Linked DNA regions of Homo sapiens: region 2 is linked to region 1. Evidence: read pairs that join two places in POLR2A ChIA-PET (ENCODE). Cell type or tissue: GM12878. All regions are shown on one strand. Links, peaks and the distances in the headings refer to the core of each region. The heading gives the core; the rest is flanking DNA.

What was found. ChIA-PET counts read pairs that join two places held together with the same protein. Peaks named below come from ENCODE experiments on the same cell type or tissue, not always from the same donor. Only the 100,000 strongest peaks of a DNase experiment are listed, where the experiment ranks them.
Region 2: POLR2A ChIA-PET joins it to region 1 with 6 read pairs; 3 of 35 experiments call an interaction of 5 or more read pairs at or near these places.

What each region holds. Positions count from the first base shown.
Region 1 is chr12:89,661,808-89,666,214 of GRCh38, reverse strand. All of the region lies in intron 1 of ATP2B1 (ATPase plasma membrane Ca2+ transporting 1), which reads left to right. Among named protein-coding and RNA genes, the nearest start is that of ATP2B1, 45 kb to the left of the region's middle. In GM12878, for the core only: no CTCF peak of the experiment used is centred there; a DNase peak (open chromatin) is centred at 2,464; H3K4me3 peaks cover 562 bases; H3K27ac peaks cover 1,811 bases.
Region 2 is chr12:89,844,834-89,849,240 of GRCh38, reverse strand. No RefSeq gene overlaps it. Among named protein-coding and RNA genes, the nearest start is that of LINC02399, 100 kb to the left of the region's middle. In GM12878, for the core only: no CTCF peak of the experiment used is centred there; no DNase peak of the experiment used is centred there.

The sequences.
Region 1 (4,407 bases), core at 297-4,296:
AACCATAAATAAATTCTTGTCTGATATCCTCTTAAAATAGAATTTACCTTATTTTCCAACCAGATTATTTAAATGTTTTGCAGAAGTGAGTATTGATTTACTGAACTGTTCTTTAATAATCACAGCTGGAAATTGCAAAAGATCATCAACTATGAAACTATATAAATAGAACGAGATAAAGAAATGGGAAAGTGCCTTCTTCCCTTAGTTCTCTATTCAGTTGGTGAAGAACTGTAATAAATCTTATTGAAATCTAGAGTTTTTAATTAAGAAAACAGAAAGCTCATGTTAAATTTACAGATAAGAGTTATGCCTCCCTCAATATTGCCAACTTTATTTTTGTGAGCTCTTTTCAGTGACATAATGAGCATCCTGTTTCCTTAAGCATGTAAGTGTAGGTTCTTGTGAATTGACAGGATAGAAGCTCTTAAGAACTGAGTAGGCCGACAGAGCAGCTGGTGTGACATTCAAGTGTTCATGTTGCCTTCTAGCTCCTGAACAGAAGGAAAAACACAGTTTTAATTTAGAAATCTCTTCTTTGACTATAGCTGAAAATTTCAACACCAGTGAGACTGGAAAATGATAGAACATTTGGTTCTCATATTTAACTGGAGATATAGTATGTTCTTATATTTGGTAAACTGCACAGGATTATATAAAATTAACTTTATTTTTTGAGCTTTTCAAAAGCTTATTTTACTAGGAAACTTACTGTAAAGATGAAAGGTTTCTAAAATGCCTAAATAGAACAATAGAATAGGAGAAAACAAAGTAGTTTATTTTCTGGGAGAGCAAAAGAAAGTAGGTACCTAAGATTCTCTGTTAAACTTTTAAAAATTTAATTTTTTTAGGTGTTTAAAGTAATTTAACATATGTTCAGAATGTATCAATATGAGTCTCCACATTTTTTGAATAAAAGAAATTATTTGCAGTGTTTATGTATATTTGTGTATTATAAGGCTTAAATGGAAAAATATTAGTATACTTGGTACTAAAAATCAAAACACACAAAAAAATCAACTCAAGTAATATTTTTAGAAAGTAGTCTGCTTTCAGTTATCCATGCACATCAAGAATAGCATAATAGGCCGGGTGTGGTGGCTCACGCCTGTACTCCCAGCACTTTGGGAGGCCGAGGCGGGCAGATCACGGAGTCAGGAGATCGAGACTATCCTGACCAACATGGTGAAACCCCATCTCTACTAAAAATACAAAAATTAGCTGGATATGGTGGTGCATGCCTGTAATCCCAGCTGAGGCATGAGAATCGCTTGAACCCAGGAGGCGGAGGTTGCAGTGAGCTGAGTGCACTGCACTCCAGCCTGGCAACAGAGCGAGACACTGTCTCAAAAAAAAAAAAAAAGAATAGCATAATAAAGAACCATAAGTAATTTGCTTATATTTGTTTGAGGAAACTTTTGGATCAAGGTGACAATCCAGCAGTTTGTTCCCTAGTCAAGGTTGAGGCTACACTTTCTGTCAGTAGTGGCTCTCCAGACCAGTAGCATTGGCATCACTGTTATCTGAGAAGTTGTTAGACAGTCTCATGAAGTGTTCGATCAACTGAGTGAGGCTCAGGAATCTGTGTTTTCACAGGTGATTGAGGTGATTCTGATGCATGCTGAAGTTTAAGAACCACTAATCTGTAGTGTGTTAACTTTTAAGTTTGTTCTGGTTTTGGTAAATTCAGAGGGATTGTTTTTGGTTTTGTAAGTATAACCTTGCAAAATTAGACCAACCTCCCAAGAGACAGCTATCATAAATGTTTGGGATAAGATGATACCAACTGACTTGACCGTAGACCAAAAATTTCTATAGTTCAAGATACCTGTGTTTGAGATCATTCACATTAAAATTTTATCATATACTCTGCTTAATTAAGTACTTTGTTGGCATGAATGAATAATCTGTACTGAAAATGACAGCTATCAAAAGCCAAAATAGTTATCTAACAGCCCCAGGGAGGGAGGTGAGTCACCTATTCTGCTTTGGGCTGGCATATTTCTTTATAGACTAAAGGGTGTGGGAAACAGGAGCTGTGCTTGGGCCTTTAGGATAAGAAAACCTGGGTGGTTTTTTCTTTTTTACACTTTCACTGAGCCAGACTGTTACATTGTGGTTTCATCATTTTAATTGAATTGTGGAATTCTGAAATATGAGAGAAACAAAATAAATAGGCCCTGTAAATGCACATGCAAATAAATTTTTATTATTATCAATAAACGAATCTCGTTTACTCTGACTAAAAACAGATGAAAGCAATTATAAAGGCTGCTGTGCCATCCAGCCCCTCCCTACTGACTGCTTTGACTTCTTCGAAAAAAAGGACAGTGGAAAGTGAAAACAAGCAGCTAGAGATGACAGTGTAGTGAGAATAAGAGTCAGACATCAGAGAAATGAAGGCAGAAGAACATTTCAATAGGGAGTGGTTAACAGTAGCAAAGGTTGCTAGTAGGTTAGATTAGGGCTAAATGTGTCCATTAGATTTAAGAACAGGATCAATGGTCACCTGGAAGAGTAGTTTCAACGCAGCATAAAAGAGGAAGCTAGATTGTCATGGGTTGATTTATGAGTGGGAGATAGTGTAGAAACAGCAAATTTTGGAGCAGATGTTAGTTAGATGTGGAGTTAAGTGTTTTTTTTACCAAATGGTATTTACTGGGTAAGATTGTATTCATTATTATTTAGACCTTGCCAACTTTATTACCATGTTGATTTGGCAGATTTTTATTTAGCATGGGTAACCCTAACAAATTATTTTTCAAATAAATGTATTGTTTCTTTCAGGCTGTATGAAATATTATAATTCAGTATTATTTCTTTGCATACCCTCAAGAATCTAAGACCCTGGTTAAAAAACTTTGCCATGTAGCAGGCGTGTAATTCCTTTTAAAATCTGAAATATCCTTTAACTTATTCTGTTGTCTAAAAGGATTTAAAGGAAAGCTATAATATATCTGGCATACCAAGATGGTTTGAAAACTCCTTGAAAGCTGTGACTTTCTCTTAACTCATCTAACACCTAACATATTCTTTTAAACAGTGTTAGGAAGTTTTGTTTAGCTCTGCTATTTAAATTGTGGTTGCTTCCATTGTAAAATCTGTTTTTCAAATTTATTTTAGCTTATGGTTCAAGAGTACCTACTATGTTCCAGACAGTGCTGGGGTTAAAAATGAATGGCACAGATTCTCCCATGAGTTACAGTTCACTGGGAAGGACAGAGAGGTAAACAAATCATTGCAGCTGTGTGATAAAGGCTATAATAGAAGAACAAATTAATGCCTTCCTTATTCTAATCTAGTTGTTTCCCACCCTGAGAGATTTGCTAAAGTGTTCATGCCAAGTTTATAACTGACAGCAGCTGTAACTTGCCCTTTAAAGTACTGTACTTAGTCTCTGCCTCTGGAAGAGTCTACTAGATAAGTAAGTTACTTAGGGGAGTAGGACTAATTTTAGTCAACACAGACACAGGGATGGTATTTAGGAATCCTTTGAGACTAATAAATCAGGCATTTTAGATAATGCTTATTTTCTGCTTTATCAGCTCTATAAAACTAAAATCCTTTGGTGAATTTACTCTTGTTTATATGTTATTCTTTACTCATCTAATATAAATTACTTTTCTAAACAAGCAGTATAGGTTTAATGATCTTTTATGTGAGTGTGTATGTTTTCTTTAAGCCCCTTAAGAAGTGAAAAATGTGACTTGAGTAAATTTAAATTTGAGTCATTCCTTGATTTCTTTAAAGCATTTTAATGAAATAATTTGAATGTACCAAAACTTTGTAGAATAAACTCTTTACCATTCTTAATCTTGTAGTATCTGTTTGATATGTATAATAATAGACCATCTGCTCTTTTCACTATGAGAGTGAGATATTACATGCAAGCACTTATATTTAAGTTTACAGTAAATTATCATGGTTGAAGGACTTCAGATTTTTAGGGTGTGAATCGGGTAAAAGGTTATTGTCTTTCTGCAGAAAGTGACTATGTAAGAAGGTTGAAAGATCATAGTCTTTTTGGAAGACTGAGTAATAATAAAACTCCAGTCTCGTGTTAAAAAAAAAAAAAAAGAAAGAAAGATCATAGTCTCTCTTGATAAGATATGGAGATCAAAGATGGATAAAGCATGGTTTGTTGCCTTTAAATAACTTTTCAGTGTAATGGGCCATAAATTTAGGCTCAATTATGTGGTATACTATCCAAACCTTCTATAGGACATTTGCAGTGCTAAGTTTCAGCTTGTCCACACTGATTGAGAATCACTGCTGATATCTAAGAGGACTGGGTGGGGTAGGGCTGGATTTTTAAACTCACGAGGTAGCTGTCACTGTCAATAAAATGCCAATAGCAACCACAGTGAGAAACAGCTATGTAGGCTAGCTCTCGCTCTTGGTGTAACT
Region 2 (4,407 bases), core at 166-4,165, 180 kb before region 1:
GTAATGATTACATCAAGCTATTCACATATCCATCACCTCACATCCTTACCTTTTTTCTTGCAGTGAGAACATTTAAAATCTGCTCTCTTAGCAATGTTCAAGTACACAGTACATTTTCAACTACAGCCACCATGCTCTACAATATATTTTCAGAATTTATTCCTCCTGCCAAACTGAACCTTTGCTCCCAGTCTTCACAGCCGTCTGCTCTAGTTTTGAGTTCTCACTGCTGCTGGGGTGCCTGCTGTCCCCCACCCGCAGCTTGTCTCCCGCCTGTGCCCTACCTCTGGCTGCAAGGACTCGGACTCGTCACTCCTCTCCCCACGCCTCCCTTATCAGCCATTTACTCAGCGCTCTCTTCACTCACACTCACTTCATCGGCAGACTACTTTGTAACTGTTCTAAAGCCCATTTTAGATTTATGGATCATGTGTGTCCTCAGCCAGAAAGCAAGGACTGTGAGGATGGATTTCAATATTTCATATAATGAGGGCATTAACTTCATGAACAATGAATTCAGGAAACATAGATTGTGCAGTGCCTGGCACAAGTAAGTATCCATATATTACAATTTTCATACTAATATTAACAAGTCTTATTTTTAGTGCTTGTCTTCATAGAACTATGTTCAAGGCACAATGGGCCTTGGATACTTGTTTTAAAGGTATTGGAGTCTCACAACTCTGGTACCATGTGCAAGGTTAAAACAAGAGGCCAGAGAAGGCTCGTTCACTTTAGAGCAGTGATTCTCAATGGGGACAAATGTCCAGAAACTTTTCTGGTTGTCACAATGTAGGAGATGAAAATATTATTGGCATCTAGTGGATAAAGGCTGGGGAAGTTACTATACACCCTAAAATGAGCAACAGAGCACCTCCCCACCAACAACAGATAACGATCCATCCCAAAATGTCAATAGTGACGAGGTTAAGAAACCCTGGTTCAGAAAAAACAAAGCTATTCTAAAGTCAAATTGCTAGCTAGCATTTCCCGATGTTTTTAGGGGTTGTTCATTGTCCAATGTGCAGTATATAGATTTTATTTTAAGATGAGAATGCCACCATTCTCAATCACAGCCTTTCAGTCATTTTAACTAAATACAGTGTGCTGCAACCTGTTTATTCTCCACTTTCAAAATGGTTATATCAACTTTTAAAATGATTTTTTAACTTTTCCATGCGTGTATGCAATATAAATTAGTTTCTAAATTGTTAAGTGAAATCTTTGAATTGGAAGAGATCTTAAGGATTATTTGGCCTAACCCTCTTATTTTATATGTGAAGAAACTGAGGCCCAACGTGGTCAGGAGACTTCTTAGTAGAAGAGGCAGGACTGGATCCTAAGTGTCCTGATCGACATCCCAGGACTTATCCAGTATCACATGATGCAACCACTATTTAAGTGAAGGGGATAGATTCTTCTTTGGGAGATTATTTCTTTCTATTGACGTATTTTAGCCTTTCTGGATTAACTGTGCTCCATAACTAGGTTCACCAATCATACATTAGAAAATAATTGCTACAGTCATATAGGATGAAATATTTGTCCCCTGAGGAGACAAGATCCAGTACAAAAATTCCTTTTGGAAGTGAAAATTCTAAAGCCATCTGGCATTTTTTGCTTCTAAGCTCATTTAGGTAATACATTTCAGAATACTTTCATGATTGCTTCAAAGAATCATGTTTTAGTCTTTATCTTCTTTGTTAGATATTAGTTAACTTTTTTGATAAATAGATTGTTATTATAAACATTTAAATAAGGAATCACAGTGAAAATCTTTGAAGAACAATCTTAGTATTTTTGTCCCGTGCAATAACTTTGGTTTTCAGTTCATTGACAAGGGAATTACTGGACTGGGGAAGCTAATTAACTTTTTTATAATCATGTAGCACATCTGTGGTAAAGAAAAGATTAGAGTACTCAGTTTTTTTGGTTTGTTTTGGTTTGATTTTTGTTTTATTTTACAAAAAAAAAAAATTTCCTCAAAATCACAAAGTAGTTGGAATTCCCAGTTTGTTGTTCAGGCTACAGTGTGTCTGAGTGGGGATTCGCTTCTGAGTTCTATGACAAATGTGAAAAAAAAAATAATAATAAAAATTGATTTCATTATTTCTTAATACTATTGAGCTCAGTTTGTTGAAATATTTATAATATGAGGGTTACAGATCAATTTGCACTTTTACCTCTCACCATTCAACTTTGAATTTGTGCCATTTACCCCAAAGAAGGTTCAGTGGAAATGCATGAAGCTATCTTCTTGAATCGAACACTTCAACTCAAGGAATAATTCAAAACAATGCTCCACTGATCAAGAAAAATGTCACTAGTTCCTATTTTGATTAAAAATAAGGAACAGAAAGGAGTTTGGACAGACTAGAGCTTCTTGCAATGATTTTCTTGGGATTTATAACAGAAGGAGGAAGTTACTTTCCAGAAGTTGTGTTTGAAGTAGAAAGAAATGTGTTGCTGGCACACAAATACCAGATAGGCTGACAGCACTATTAGAGGTAGGAATAATGTGCAGAATAAATAGCCACTAAATGTAGTGACAACTTTGAGTGACAGATAAAGAATAAAAATGACAATTTCCCTGATAACATGTCAGGGAAAAAATGTCTCTTTCTTTCAGCAGAAAAAGATATATATGGTTGCAAATTCAAGCGGCCTCCCATCTGGTGAACTTCTTATACCCTTGCAGAGCTATAATTTTGGCCCAAAATGGAACAATCCCTTTGTAGAAATTGTTACCTCTTCACTTCATTGAAGGTTTGCAACAGTTTATTCAGACTGTTTCTGTCCAGTTTTAACCATGTGTTTTATACTAACATTGTCCTGTCTACTGCATAATAAAATCCAAGAATAGGTCAGGCATTCTGTTTTCTATAGGCCAAAGGCCATCGTAAGTTCAGATGTACTACTCAAAACAAATTAGCATGAGTTTTTGTACCAAAAATATGTAGCATTTTAGAAGTTATCTCTTTATACAATAAAAAGATAATAAACTTTTTTATCAATTTAACTTTGTCAAAAAATAACTCGAGACAATGTGGGGAGAAAAAAACTTTAAGATTATATAATACATGTCTGTATCAACAAAATCTTGGCTTTGCTAACAAAATGAACACAAATGAATATTACTTAAACTTCCCAGAAATGAAAACATTTAAATTTAAATAAGATTCAGATGATTCCATATTATTCAAACTTTCCAAAATTTCTAGAGTGGATCAAAGAGCAGAAAAGAAAATAATGAGCCTCTACCTCTGGCTATTATGTATGCAGGTTCACTGGGTAATGGAAATTCCGTGGTGACAGCCTTTCATCATGAAGATGAATCTTTCTGGAGAGACATTTTCATAAAGGTTCATCTGCACTTAGGACAGAAATAATAATTAGACAATATGATCTAAAGGAATCACTTCTAATTATCCTACATCATCTTGAAAAACTTATATCTAGTATCAGACCAATCATTTTGTTTCAGCTAAGGAGAATGATGCCTGTTTGTATAGCACAAGAATCGCTGAGCCCCAAACAATAAAGAAAGCTGAACCATATTACGGAGTTAATCACTGCAGTTCTGAGAATTCCCTAGCTATATGCAATGCAGTTTGAATAAATAGATCTCAAGGGACCTTTTCTATTTTAAAAAGTAATTGCTTATGACTATGTTAACATGTGCTATTATTGAGAGGATTCTCACTTCTGCCCAGAAATTCCAAGAAATAAGTTGAAACTTGACTTTCACATGCTGTTACAGTCCACCATTTCTACATTGAGGTTTCATATTATGCTTCATGGCAATTGTTGCTTCCACTTAGTGAAATGATCAGAAAGTCACTTTGCCCAAAATTCGGTTTTGATCTTTGCCTAATGTCAAAATTTCTTTTTGAAAAATGATAGATGGACGGAGCTGGAGGTTATTGTCCTTAGCACTAACACAGGAACAAAAAACCAAATATCACATTCTCGCTTATGAGTGGGAGCTAAGTGATAAGAGCTTATGAACACAATGAAGGAAACAACAGACACTGGGGTCTACTTGAGGGTGGAGGGTGGGAGGAGGGAGAGGAGCAGAAAAGATAACTATTGGGTACTGGGCTTAATACCTGGGTGATGAAAAAATCTATACACTAAACCCCCAGGACACATGTTTATCTATGTAACAAACTTTCACACATACCCCCCAAACCTGAAATAAAAGTTTTAAAAAATCAGATAATAGTTAAAAAGGAAAAATGATAAATGATAAAAAAGGATGGTTTTTGTTTTATTTTAATATTCAAGTTAAAAGTATACCATTTATAAGGCAAAGCCTCAGCCAAGAATTCACCTCCTAATCATCAGAACTTCCCCTTACCTCCTCACCTCCTCACCTCCTCAGCTATGGTGATTTCTCTTTGATCC